2 separate regions of the Mus musculus genome follow, and region 1 is linked to region 2. The links are chromatin contacts, found by Hi-C or POLR2A ChIA-PET in ENCODE. All regions are on one chromosome and are shown on one strand. Each heading gives the region's core, a stretch centred on a gene start or an enhancer-like site at or near the end of the contact. The rest is flanking DNA. Distances are from core to core; before and after follow the strand shown.

Evidence for each region. A loop is a pair of places that touch in the nucleus more often than their neighbours do. ChIA-PET counts read pairs that join two places held with the same protein, here RNA polymerase II (POLR2A).
Region 1: a map of left cerebral cortex shows a loop between it and region 2 (4-fold over the local background). The contact joins the promoter of Mblac2 here to the promoter of Arrdc3 in region 2. A Hi-C loop is called at or near these places in 1 of 37 maps with a recorded cell type or tissue (left cerebral cortex). POLR2A ChIA-PET finds 5 or more read pairs at or near these places in 4 of 5 experiments (Patski and embryonic stem cell).

Annotation. Positions count from the first base shown.
Region 1 is chr13:81,706,468-81,713,954 of GRCm38, reverse strand. It overlaps Mblac2 (metallo-beta-lactamase domain containing 2), which reads right to left and starts at 2,538. Exons shown (of 2, transcript NM_028372.1): 1 at 1,973-2,538. The coding sequence starts at 2,426. Polr3g (polymerase (RNA) III (DNA directed) polypeptide G) reads left to right here and starts at 2,942. Exons shown (of 8, transcript NM_001081176.1): 1 at 2,942-3,097.
Region 2 is chr13:80,880,282-80,887,320 of GRCm38, reverse strand. Arrdc3 (arrestin domain containing 3) reads right to left here and starts at 3,899. Exons shown (of 8, transcript NM_001042591.1): 1 at 3,392-3,899. The coding sequence starts at 3,671.

The DNA.
Region 1 (7,487 bases), core at 1,289-3,788, 830 kb before region 2:
CAAGGACATCAAGCCAGGTGTGGTGGCACACGCCTTTAATCCCAGCACTTGGGAGGCAGAGGCAGGCGGATTTCTGAGTTTGAGGCCAGCCTGGTCTACAGAGTGAGTTCCAGGGCTACACAGAGAAACCCTGTCTCAAAACAAAAACAAAAACAAAAACAAAAAACAAACAAAAAAACCAAAAACCAAGGACATCATGAATTTTACAGGCCAATGGATGGAACTAGAAAATATCATCCTGAGTGAGGTAACTCAGACCCAAAAGGACATGCATGGTATGTACTCAAGAAGTACACAGAATGGTGTGAGGGGTGGGGTGGGGTAGGATCAAGTACAGGGATAGACAGGAGAGAAGGTCAGAGGGCCAGGAGAATGAATGTAAATCTTCAGCTGTGGGGATGGGGGTGTAAGTTGGGGGAGGGGAGAATCTCTAGGGTGTCCCATAGAGGAGGCTCCCAGAAAGTCAATGAGGGTGAGCTTAGCCAAGATTCCTAACAGTGGGGACATGAAACTAGCAGAGGCCACCTCTTGTAGCCAGACAAAACTCTCAGTGGCGGGATAAGGACATCAACCCACCCACAAAAGTTTGACCCCAAATTTATCCTGTCTAAAGGAAATGCAGGGATAGAAAAATTCCATGAACAAGCACTAATCCCTGACGTTATTAATGAATGATACTCTGTTATGCTTGCAGACAGGAGCCTAGCATACCTGTCCTCTGAGAGTCTCTATCCAGCAGTGGACTGAAACAGATGCAGATACCCACAGCCAAACATTGGACGGTGGTCTGGGACTCTTATGGAAGAGTTGGGGGAAGAATGAAGGCCCAGAAGGGGAAGGGAGCTCCAGCGCAAGACCAAGAGAGTCAACTAACCTAGGGGCACTCAGAGACTGAAGCACCAACCAAAGAACACACAGACTGAAAAGAGGTTCCAGGCACATAGGTAGCAGGCAAGCACCTCAGGCTCCATGGCTGCCCTATCTGGCCTCAGTGAGAGAGGATGCACCTAATCTGGCAGAGACTTGATTATGTGCTGTGTTGGGGGGAGGGGTACCCAGAGGGGCCTCCACCCTCTCGGAGGAGAAGAGAAGAGGGGATGGGAGGAGAGACTCTGTGAGGGAGGGAGCAGGAGCAGGAGTAGTTTTGGGGATGTAAATAAATAAATAAATCCTAAGACAAAAATATAAAATTGATAAATCAAATATTGCTGCTGTTGCTAATCAGTTCAGTTAGTGCAGTTCCAGCATGAGGGGAAAGGGACTGGGACCCTGTCTATTTTGCTCCAATCTATCAATTGCTTAGGACCAAGAGAATGAAGTCCTCATTAACACACACACTTTCTCCACCGGAAACAACTCCCTTATTGATCTTTCCTAGGCCTTGCTCTCATCCAGACCAGATATTTGTCATATTTCTATATTTTATGTTCACTGTCAAGCCTTTTTTTTTTTTTTTCTTGTGAGGCAATAAGCAAACAAATCCATCCGAAAGGTCAGGATGGATGAAACGGAACCAAAGCTTTCCAAGCCTACAGGTGGACCGGATAGGCACTATGCAGTGAAGTGAGGAGGCAGATGAAGTCAGCAGTTTTCAAAGCACAGAGCCTAACACTCTTCCCAAGGTGCCATTGCTTAAAAGCCTACTCGTTACAAAAGCTGAAAATGTTCAACCGGTACTTGGGAAAAGAATGGAAAATCTCCAGTCACAAGTCTCTGCAGTGTTACTACTGTAGCTGACTGACTGGGGATGGTGTGAGCTTTCAAAGAGACAGCCACACAGCAGCAGCGCGCATCTCCGGACAGAGAAGCCTGCCAGGGCCTAGTCTCTGCTTAAGCTGACTTCCACGCAGCAAAGGGTGAAACAGAGTATTCCCGCACTGTACCCCAACAGTGCCAAGGAGGTCTGTAACATGCTGTACACGCTCTCCAAGCCCCTCCCTCAGTGACAGCGCACGCCCGCGGGGCCCATTACCATCCTGCAGAATGAGGGTGGGTTGCACTGCCTGCACTCGGAACTGCCTGGCCCTCCAGCCAGGGCTGGGCGCCCGCACCACCTCGCTGTCAGAAAGCCAGGTCACGGTCTCAAAGTTGTCCCCGCGAGCCAGGGCCTCGGCCTCGGCGCGGTGCACAGCCACCTGGTCGAACTGATAGAGACCGCCGGAGTGATCGAAGTGCACGTGGGTGGCCACGGCCAGCAGTGGCCGGCGTCCTGCATCCTCTTTAGACCCGCAATCCTGCAAGAGGCCAGAGGAGTAGAGGTACTCCGGAAGGCTGCGCAGCCCCAGGCCAGTGTCTATCACCACGTCCTGCTCCGAGCCGCGCACCAGCCAAATGTTGGCCCGGTTGCCTGACTCGTAGAACCGTTCTTGAATCCAGAAGATGCCATCGCCCAGAGACTTGTGGGCATACCACTCGAGCGCCGACATGCTGCTGCGCAGGGGTGCGGCCGGGCTAGGTGGGTGTGCCTCCCACAGGCAGTCCAGGACTCGCTGCTGCTGCTGCTGCTGCTGTTGCTGCAGAGCCGGAGGAGCTACTCTCAGCTCCGGAGGAGGTGCGATCGAGGGGCGGGGATGCGGAAGGGAGCGTGGATAGGACGCTGCGACACTGCCCAGATCACCTGTTCCGCGCCCTCCCGTCCGAGCCGCAGAGCGCAGGCTGCACCCCAGTTGCCGCAGCTTCTGCAGCCGCAGCACCAAGGCAGTAACGCAGGCTGCTGAAGCGGGGAGGAGACACCGGGCAATGCTGCCCTGCTCGGGGTTCTACTGCAGGGGCCGGGAGAGATGCGTGGGAAGCGACACACAGGACCGCCCCCACACGGGCAGCGGGGGGCTGTGCACTCGCCGCCGGAGCCCAGAGTGAGGCCGAGCCTGTTGGAGGCTGACTACGGCGCCTGCCAAGGGCTAAAAAGCTCTCTTCCGGGGGTGTGGCCTCGCGGGAGTGGGCGGGGCTTCCAGTGCGCTCTGCTGCGCCGTAGCCGCGTGCGGTGTGGGGCGCGCTACTCCGGAGGTAGAATCTGCGGCTCCTTGCTGGAGGGGCTGCCGGCTTTCTTGCTTCCTCTGCTGCACCGTGTGCTCAAGCCTCGAGACTTGGCTAGCAGGTAACTGGAAGCTATCCCGTTCTGGGCAGGAGGTGAAGAGGGTAGAAGGGAGTTGATGGGGCACGTGGAGAACGTGGTGGCCGGGTATCCGGAGCCAACATTCATGAAAGCCCCTCTGGAGTGACTTTGGGAAGTATCCCTACCTCCCCAAAGCTGCTGCTGCGGTCTTCCAAACCGTTTAAAGTTTTCGTAGCCAGATCTCCCAGCTTTCCGGTGGGTTTGTTCTCAGTGAGAAAGAAGGGAGTTTATCCTCTTACAAGAGAAGACTATGCAAATCTGACGACTGTGTTTTTTCTTCATTCAAAGTTTGGCGGCAGTTTGCTGATAAGGGCATACTTACCGTCGCTTCTGTTTTCTTAATTGTTGGCACCCTTGATAGTGAGGAGAGGGGTTGGTGATAAAATTTTTCTTTAAAAAGAAAAACCTAAATGGCCGTCATAGTTCTGGGTGGTTCTTTGCTCTTTGAAGAGAGCAGAGAAAGTTAGAGCTTAAGGAAAGGCGGAGCACTTTGAGGGGACATGAAAAGTGGATAGGGACTGGGTGTGGCCTTGCAAGCCACCAGAAATCACCCCCACTGTCAGTATCAAGTCCCTGCGCTTGCACCCAACCACTAGCTATTGATACATCTATTTCGGATTAAGAAATCCCTTTGAGAATTTGACTAACCTTCAGAAATTATAAAGAGACCCACGGGAGAGCATTATAAAGGATAATTAGGAAGATTCTTACTGTGGTATCTCCTAATAAGTTTCCTAGAGGGAGAACTGTACTTCCAACACTCCAAAACTCTCTGGTGGGTGTAGGAGCAGGTCACTGCCCTTTTGAGTATTTTGCTAATCTCATCGGTTATGCAGTTGGGACCATTCTTAGCACGAGTGCCTCAGCTAAATGGTGTGTGACAAGCAGAAAACTGTTTAAAAACAAAAAAAAGTCTGATGTGAGTTCTCGAGAATCTGAGGAAGCTAACACCTGTACACAAATACTTGTTATATAATGCAAAAAAAATGCAAAAATTGGATTCTACTTATAGATGGACTAGTGAATGATTGCACTGGCCTTATCGAATGCATTTTCTGCAGAGAAACACAGTGCCCTCTGTACTTTGTTTTTGCTGCAGAAGGGGGCCACTCGGTAAGATGGCACAGTGTTGTTTCTTGGCCATAAGCTCAGAAAGAATTCAGAGATGACTATCTGGCTTGTGGCAGGCTCTAGAGTCCTTTGGACCTACAGTTCCCAATGACACTTTGTTTTCTACTTTTCAGTATGACTCTGCTTCTCATCGTAATTACATTTAAGCTCAGACAGTCCTGAGAGAGGCAGAACTTCTTCAACTAGTTTTTCTGGCCTGGTTCCTGCTTCATTTTCACACCACCTATCAGGTTCTGACAGGTTCTCTAAAGTATATTTTGCCCACTTCCCATACTCGATCGTAAACTCCATTAAAAGCAGAGATGTTATTTTGTTTGCCTCTGTATTTCCAACAGTGAGAGGATGGTTTGGCCCAGAGGTTAGGCTTAGAGTTGGGTCTTTATCAAGACCTCAGTGGATAGTTACTTGGTGAGAAGCAGAAGTTAAATGTCCTAAGCTCTGTTAATTGAAGAGAATGACATATCAGACGATTAGCCTTCTGTTAAATTGATGAGATGAATTGTTAGGGACATAACAATTATCTGGACATAAAATGCCTACGATGTTTCAGAGGGTCGATGTTAAAGGCCTGAGCTAACGCAGAAAAAAGGGGAATAATAGAGAACACACTGCTAATAGTCTTCTGTTAGGTGATCAAAGGAGACAGCCAGAGTGGAATGAGTCAGGCTCGTGATTAGAGCAAGTTTAGGTCATTCTTCAGAAAGATACTGTGACTTGGCTTTCGCTGTCTCCCCTGGCCTCCAGCTACTTGAACATTTAAATGAGCAAGGTTGTGTGTACAAGAGGATGTTACATTTCAGTCACAATTATAACTCACAACATTTTAGATCTAGGAAGAATTGCAGAGGTGAGCGCACCATCTTCCAGGAGATTATGTGTACAGTTGGTTTGGAGAGACTTGAACAACGCCCATTTTCAGATCTCTTGGAACAGATTCTGAACGGAAGTTTTGAGGCAGGACTCTGAGCTGGCAGTCAGGCAGCATCCTGAGGTGATGGTGGCAGTGCTGCTTTGTCGATCTAGTGTTTTCGATTTCAGATTTGGGGCTGGAAAGACGACCCGAGTTCAGTTCCTAGCGACCACAGCGAGTGGCTCACAAGCCCTGATGGCCTGGCATCCTCTTCTGACCTGCCTGGGCACCTGCATTTCTCCGCACATACCCACACACATTTTAAGATTTTGAAATTCAGAACTTTTTGCAGTTGCCAATTTCCCTCATTGATCTGGGATTAAAAAAATAGGTTGTTGCCGGGCAGTAGTGGTGCACGCCTTTAATCTCAGCACGTGGGAGGCAGAGGCAGGCGGATTTCTGAGTTCAAGGCCAACCTGGACTACAAAGTGAGTTCCAGGATAGCCAGAGCTCTACAGAGAAACCCTGTCTCGGAAAAACAAACAAACAAAAAAATAGGTTGTCAATGACTTTAGACATGTGTTCCCAGAAGTAAAATATAGGTAGGGCATTGAAAGGCCTTCCTCCGCCTGTGTACGCTCACCTTTGGTAGGAATTGTTTGAGATGAGATCAGATGACCTTTATAACCATTTCCTCTTCTACAAAGCAAGGAGGTTGAATCTACTGTGATTCTTCGTTTAGCCAGGACCAAATAATGAAGCCTTGGAATGGGTCACTTATTGTATATAGAGATGCCAACATATCTCAAAGGAGCGGATGCTTTGAAGGAAGAATTAAGAGTTGCTCGGTGCCTGACCAAAAGGATCAAAGCTAGTTGAGTAAATGACTGAGTTGGATTAGGCCGTTCTAAACAAATTTGGGTAATGAGGAAATCGAGAAATAAAAAACTCTTCATTCACAAAGTTTGGGAGCTGGGGCCATGTCCCATCTATTAAGGACATTGAAGCAGAAGGATATAAATTCAAGGCCTGCCTAGGCTGTAGAAAGGGCTCAAGTCCACACTGGGAAACTATCAAGTCTGTCCTCAAGAAGTAAATATGTAAATAAATAGAAATTAGAAGACTGAGACTAAAGTTTAGTAGTGGACGTTTACCAGTGTGTGTGTGAAGCTCTGGGTTCAACCCCTCTTCTCCCAGCCACACACCTTCCCTTGAAAAAGTCTGACAGGTTGAGAAAAAAAAAAAATCAATGTATTAGATAAATACATCAAATAAGGATTTAAGTGATTGGCGCCTAGGCCTCACTTGTGAACCTTTCCTTTCACCATTCAGTCTCTGGCTACAGGGGAAGAAAATGAATTTAGAAACCAAGTGTTCCTCCACCCACTCCCACCTCCCCACTGTTGATGTGATTGGGTGTTTCCGGGAGGGAGGGAAACCTGGAAAGGGGATAACATTTGAAATGTAAATAAAGAAAATATCCAAATTAAAAAAAAAAAAAGAAAAAGAAAAGAAACCAAGTGTTGTATATACGGGAGCACCCTGTCTGCGACATCAAACTGTAGGATGGCTTGTAGGCAGTGCGCCTTGTAACCAATGTGTCTCAAAAGCTAGCATTGGATTCTCTGCCGGATACATTTACTGTTGTTATCAGTTTATGCCCAATGACTGCAAGATAAAAATAGGAAGTTGGAGTCTGCAGAGCTTATTTCTGGGACAATATTCCATTAAACAGTGTTAAGTCAGATACTCTTAGAGTGAATTTCCCAAACCATTTCCAGGGCCCAACTTCAAAGATGTTGGCTTATTAGGTTTGAGAACTAAGTGTTCCCCAGGACTCAATATGTTTTATATTTATATTTTTTATCTCCCAGTTAATTCCTCTGATCAAGCAAGTTTGGTAAACTTTTCCTAGATTTATTTCTAATCTCTAGTTAGTGACATATTCTAGACTGGCAGGTAGCACAGTGGTCTTGTCCCTGCCTGTTGGGCTCCTACAGGTGCTGAGCAAAGGTGTCAGCCCCTTTACTCAGCAGAGGTCCTACTTGAAAGACCAGCTTTCTGTAGAATCAGCATGGTAGAGTGACTCAGCAATGGGAATGAAGCCATTGTGATATTTTACGTCTTTTAGAGTAGACAGATGGAATGAGCTTTGAAATGAAAATGAATTTCCTAATGGATTTTGTTTTTAAGGTAACTCGTGTATGAGCACAGTCAACCCCTAGTAGAGTTCCAATCAGCAAAATGGAAAAATTATAAAAATATATGCATCACTCAAGTCTGCAGGCTTTTAAAAAAATGTATATCGACATTTTGCAATCTACGGTGGAATAGCAGATGTAGACACACGTAGGTGGTGCTGATGAGCAAGCAGATCCTACACTAAACAAG
Region 2 (7,039 bases), core at 2,650-5,149:
GAGTTCCATTATCAACTTCATTATTTCCTCTGGCTAAAATAAAAATCCTTACTTTCCATTTTTCTTCATTCCTCAAATCGGGACGATGAATAGTTATACTTTATAGCATGTTTTATTTTAGTGGAAAAGAAAAACAGTTAAAAAAAATGTATCAAAACCAGGTTGTGGGACTACACTGTTATCTTGGCCACCAGTTGTTTACTTAAGTGCGAGTAAAACAAAAATCGTAGAATACTTTTCAAATTGCCAGTTTTTGATGGCTACTGGCTTTCTAGAGAAGACTGTTCCAGTTCCACCCTGGAAGCAGAGTTGGGAGGACCCCTGGGACTCAGGGCCACCCAGAGGGGACCCTGTCAAAAGGAAAGGGGTAAGCAACTGTTTAAAAGCTAAATACAATTGTTTACTTAGACAATATTCAACACTCAACTGGTTTTAGCAGCAGACTGAAATCTGTTTTTATAAGTTTAATTACAAGGCACAGAATTTAAAAGATGCTTACAAAGAAACCATTTTTTTCAACATCCTTAAGTCTAATTGGGTAGTTTCCATTTGTAGGGGCTTGGGCGGGGGCGGGGTGGGGGTATAAGCTTTCACTTAACCCATTTCTTCTGCTCGGATTCATTTGTGTGTGTGTGTGTGTGTGTCGTGAAAATAAATCAAAAATGTGAAAAGGTCCTTTTGGCTTTCTCCGTAATATACCAAAGTCTTACTAGCGTTACTTGATGGGCAATCCTTTTTAATTAGAATGGGATGGAGGTGGGGGCTGGCGCTGCATCATTACACTTCACCTAAGTACTGAAAATACATACAAAATATGATTTTCCTCCCCAAATCATCGTGACCCGCCCATTTCTGCACACTCCTGCCCGCGCCTCCTGGGGAGCCCCTCTAAGTGTCAGCCCTGAGGACCGGCCAGGGGACCGTGGCCCGTCAATTCGCTCCCTCCAAGGCGCTCAAACTTCGCCTCCCTCTCCCTTTCTTCCTCCCGGTTCCCTTTTGTGCCAGCTCAGCAGTCTCATTGAGGCGAGCGGCGGCCGCCGCGCCGTGGTAAACAAGTGCCTGGCTGTCAATCAAGAACTAGACTGGAGCAGGAGAGGACCGGCCTAAACCGGCGCTGAGCAGCTCTCAGCCGGCCCGCCCGCTCGCGCCCGCGCTCCGCGCGCCCCGCTATACATACGGCATACGTCGCGCGGCGCTCGCGCCCGCGCAGCCTAGCCTGCTGAGCCGGGGGCGGGGCCACCGCGCGCCGCGCTTCCGCTTTCCACGCCCCAGCCGGTGACCGGTTCAATCTGGCTCAGGCCACCCTGACACCTACACAGTTACAGCCGGGGGGAACTGGGGCGGCGGCAGGGAGGCGAAGGCCCGGGGGGGAATAATGGGCGAGGCCGAGCTGGCCGCAGCGTTCTCTGCAATGCCCAGCCTCTGTCACGTCCCCTCGGGTCAGACAGGTACCAGCCCCGGGGCGACCCTGACGCCCGCACGTTTCTCAGTCCCCGGTGGGAACCGAGCCTGCACCCAAGGCAATGGCACCTGCGGCGGCTGCGCTGGGCGAGGGGCGCGCCCAGAAGCCGAGGTGGCGGGCCAGGAGGGACCTTTACCGGCGCACGCCGGTTCCAAGCCTCGCCCCAACCGGCGCGAGCCGGCTTGATCCTCCCCACCCCCACCAGCCCAATCCAATCAACGCCTGGCATCGCCTTAGCAACAGGCTAACAAACGCTGCTCCGCCTATCGCCGGGCGCCTGGGGCGGGCGCTCAGCTACCAGGCTAGTTTGAGAGCGAGCTGCCAGTTTGAAGTCATTGAAACTATTCCAGCCCTGCGAGCCCGTCCACGCGTAGCCAGGCTTGCCGGGGCACCTCGCAGGGTGCAGGTAGTTATCCTAACCGTGAGATCGTGGTGCAATGGATCAAGTGTTTGTCCACAGAACTCTCTATCTATACCCCCCACTACAAGTCTGAACTCTTCGAGGCAAAAGTCTTTGTCTCTTCTTATTTCATTAAAGGCTGCAACGTCCAAGCAGGCTCAAAAGCAAATTCATGTGCCTGCCCTTTTTTTTTTTTTTTTTAAAAAAAAACGAGAGCGCTGTCATTAGGCATTGTACGCCCCATCCGTGTGGACGCTGCAAAAAAAGAACTAGGGAACCATTCAGTATTTGGAATACCCTGGTGTAGGTGCGTAAACCCTAAGAATTGGCTTCGCCTTCATATTTAAAAGACGATACATTAATTCTGTGTAACTTAAAGCATCCTCCATTTCCCACTTGCCTTAAGTTCAATTAACGTCTCCCTAGGATGTACATTTTAGATATTAAAAAAAAACAAAGTATTCCTCTATCTGAAAAGTCGCCAGTATTTGCACTAAAATACTGCATTAGAAAGGAGAAACAAATTACATAACCAGTTTTAACATTATATTCTTCTTGGACTAGGAATTAAGTCATCGCCACCACCTGACGCGTGTAACCAATCTGCTGAGAGGAGAACAAGCGCCCCTCCTCACCATCCCCCAGAACTGGTCCGAAACAGGATTGAACCGCTTCTAACAAAGGGTGGAAACTTAGAAAAACAAGCTTGGAGTCGCCTGTATTTCCACAATGTAGGCACTTAAACAACAGATTGCAAATCTCAGGACCCCTTCTCCCTTTGACAATGCTTCAATCTTCGTCTTATACCCCAAACCCAAATCCGATGTGTCATATACTTTTCAATTCCATCTGTCTGCCATGGGTTTCATTGAATCCACGTTCCAAAGTTAGACATGATGCTCCGAGAAGAAAATCACTGACCCCGAATGGCTTCTAAAACTGACTTAATAGTTTGCATAATGATAGACATTATTCTTTGAAATAAACGATGCTTGATGTACATTTTAAAGGGAATTGGGAAAAATAGGGGGAAAACACGTGGGGGTGTTGGTGCCATATGTCAAAATAAGGGATGGAAGCCCTTTATCAAAGAACAATAATCAAGTCCTCAAAGTCGTTTGCACGTTAATATCAAAATCAGATACATCTAGCAACCTTCTTAAATGTCACTACAGTTCTTTATTGGAGCTCATTTCTGTATCTAAGATTGTAAAATAAAGGAAATCCAATATCGGACTGCAGCTTTTGCAAATGAATTTGAAAATATTAGTAAAACGACGGAGTCACATTTAAACACGTTGTAAGGTGCGTATGGCAGATATGAAGCCGGTTACAGATGTAGTTAAGTGCAGTTTGCACTCACTTTGCAGACGCCTGCATGGATTAAGGCTTAACACGCTTGAACGTCAAGGAGAAACTACAGCTTCTAAGTTTGCTAACCTTTAACAAACTGCCGATTAGAACTGCACTAAATGAGATTAAAGTTCTCATGCAAAGAAGTCGAATGTAGTGACTAATTAAAAACTTACCTCTTTCGTGCCCAATTAAGATGTCTTTATGGTTGAAATATTCTACTTCTTCAGTGTAATTCTGTGTATAGGCAGTATTGGAGCCGGCGTTTCTTGATTCCGTCCACCGTACTTTCGCATGTCCTCTTGCGTGAATTTTAAGAGATTTTACTCTGATCTCCCCGGTAACTTCTAAATTTACCCTTCCTGAGACAGTGTCCCCGCTAGAATACACGGGGACATTACTGTCATTAAGACAGTCAAAGCTTATTGTCAAACTCTTTACCTTTCCCAGCACCATGATTATAACAAAATCTATAAAAATATAATGTAAGACCAAAAAAAAAGTCAAGATCGCATATAAGATGTGATCTTCACTTAACACTGATGGGTGTCTTTGCCGTGCAAGAAAAAAAAATCATGCAGGCAGGATCAGTGATTGTCTACAAATAGTTCATTGAGATTTCTTAAAAAGTCAGGGCAGCAGAGAAGCCGCTGCTCCACGCTCCTGCTCGTCTCAGTGGTCTCCTTACAAAGACGGGCGGCTGGAGGCTGCCAGCTCACTTTAAGAGCAGCTTTGTGAAAAACAACCCTAGTGCGCAGGCGCAGGCTGCGACTGCGGCCAGCCTTCCAGCGCGCTCCCTCCCGCGCGGCGCGCGCCCGGCTCTTGCCGCACGCTCCCGGTACAGTAGGTGTGGAGCGGGCGCCGCCGACTTCGGTGCATGGGCCGCTGCGATTGGCAGGCGGGCACCCCGCCACCCCCGCCACCCCCGCCACCCCCGCCACCCCCGCCACCCCCGCCACCCCCGCCGCGGCCGCAGCGCCGGCCCCGCACGCGCTCCCGGAGCTGAGCAGAGGGACCCGGCGGCGCCAGGCCAGGAGTGTGCGCCTGGGCCGCGGACCCGGAGGACGTGCGAGCCGTGGGGGAAGGGGAGAAACCAGTTGGGCAAGCGGTTGGTGGCCCGAGTCTGAGCTAATGAATTTCAAAAGAAACGTAATAAAAAGCAGACAAATATTGTTCATAGAAGAAAGCGTTGTTGACTTGGATAGAAATAACAAAAGCAAGCAGGACTTTGTAGGCTGGGTGGCAATGGACTAAGCCAAGGCCTGAGGAGCCAAAGAACAATGCTCCAGGCAGCTCCCGTCTTCAGCTCCTACAGCATCAAACCCAATCAAGTTGTCTGTGTAGTGTGTAGGCCTGACCACTTCCTCGAAGGGAGAAAAAGTCCTTTTTCAAGACATCACCTTTTGCTCCTTTTGCAGGGAATGACTCGATTACAACTCCTGTATCAGGAATAAGAATAGAGCTCACACCCCTAATTACCACCTCATAAGAGGCGGTTTGAACATAGTCATTTAGCTGACATTGTTTACAACAGACTGAAAAGCCTTAGGAAAGCATATAAGGTGGTTTTTGGTTTTTAAGTATGATTTGTTATATAAGTGAGGCTTAATTTTGTTAAGCCTTACTTTTAATTCAACATGCTAATTGCCGTGCTGCATCTTTAAATACAGGCACATTTCTCCTTTTTTAATGCCTTGAGTAAAATACTCAGTCATAAACATCACCAGGATTTAGGGGGTAATAGATCATTAACAATCAACATAACCTCATAACAGGGCTATGTTATAAAATCCTGTATTATGCCTAACCAAAAAATGTGGGGGGTTGGTTGTCCATAGTTAAACATTAGATTTTTTTTTTGAATGATAAATCTGGATAGGTCGAATCACAACAAACTAAACACATTCATCTTGCTGTTTTCTTTATTTAAAAAAGAAAAAAAATCTACATGTTTAGTTAGATTGAACTTGACACTTGAACTGAAAAAAAAAACCTAAAATATAACTATGTGAAGAATAATTACTGGAAAAGCCAAGAAGAGTTTAGCTTTTTATGCATAAAATTACACATCTGTGTATTTGGTCCGGGGTGGGGGGTAGGGGCAACTTTCTTCTCTTGGTTGACACCTGGTGGATAATCCAGGTAAAGTGTCTAACCCTTGGGCTAAGGGTTGGTAACAAATACTATTGGTGTTTTTCTCCCCCTAGTGGTAACAGCCACGTCTTTGCTAGAATGTCAAGTTTCCTTCAGTATGAGGTGGATTTCAGCATTAGACACCACAGAAGATTGAGCAAGGAGTGGAGTTAAAAGTGGGCACAACGAGAATTTACATTATTTTTTAAATTTTATTTATGTATGTATATCTATGTAAGAGCACGCATTGTGTGTTCTGGAACCTGTTAAGCCAGAAGATCGGTGGCCTCAGACTCCCTGTTACTGGAGTTATAGATGTGAACGTGGCTACGTGGGTGCTGTGAACTGTATCACATTTCTGAAAATTAAGGATCACTATGTAAGAGCCTGAGAATTGCATTTAATGGAAAAGGATCCTAGTATTGTTTGTAGTTTGTAAAGTTTCTAATGGGGAATCAACACCATCCCTGTATTGCTCCCTCTTTTATTTGATGCTCCTAGGATCTTTTGCTTCATTAGATTTACTTTGCTATTAGTCTAATGTGACTTCTCAAAGACTTTAGTAATGGACACATGCTAAACCTTAACCAATAATTTTTACCCATGTTGCATTTATTTCCCTTTGGTCCCCTTTTCCTTTTGAGGTTTTGTTACATAGTATTCCTCAAGTGTGTAAACAAGTATATTTGATTCATTTGGCTTTCCCCTCCTAGTTATTGAAGCCACAAAAGCATGACGAACAAACAAATATGCTGGTACCTCTAAGTACTTGTGTATATTTTCATTTCTAAAAGAAATGTTATGCTTAGGTCAAATTTTGTATGTTATTTCTCTTTGATTTTAATAACTTTGCATTTGCAGACTCAAAATGTCTCCCCTTGAGACAGCTGGGAGTGCTGGGTTGTGGCGTGCTATCTTGGGCTTCTCTGATGTTTCACTGGGACACTATTGTATTTTGATTTAGATTTCAGCTATTCATCTTCACACCAAGGCTCTTTCCTGCTGCAACCCAGCCTACATCTCATATGCTTTGTCCTCCTACTCATCTGCTAAGTCTCTCCTCCTGTCAAGTACATCTTCTGCCCCCTTTGTTGGCTTGGCTTGTTGTTGCCAATATGTAATTTAAAGGCGAGAGTCACCAAGAGGAATCGGCTCCTAGGAAATTCACATTTTACTGACTGAAAGTTTGTACTAGGGGAATGTTGCCCTTCCCGTCACCTAGTAGTCTCTCTTGATAATGAGGTTTCTAAAAGCCAGGCATGGTTGGGGCACCTGTAATCCTAGATTTGGGGGTAGGGGTAGAGGCAGAAGTATCAGGGATTCAAGTCCAGTCTTGGCTATCTGAGATCCTGTTAAAAACAAGACAAACAAACAAACAAACAACAGACAAAAACAGTAGCCACCAATAAGACAGACAAAGAAAATATCAAAAAATAATATAATAAAAACCCAGACGTTACCTGTGGCTGCCACCTTTTCTATGTGCGTTGTGGAGGGTTTCACGCATCCGGTTAGTGTTACCGTTGTTAACTACCCTTACTTACAGTCATTGAACATCCTCAGGAGATGATCTTAATCCACCATCAGCTCACTGTTCATGTTGCTGTTGTTCCTGCTTGGGGAGAATTTCACTTGACTAGTTATGGTTAAAATCAATCAAGAGAGTGTCTCATGGGACACTTGCAGGTGAG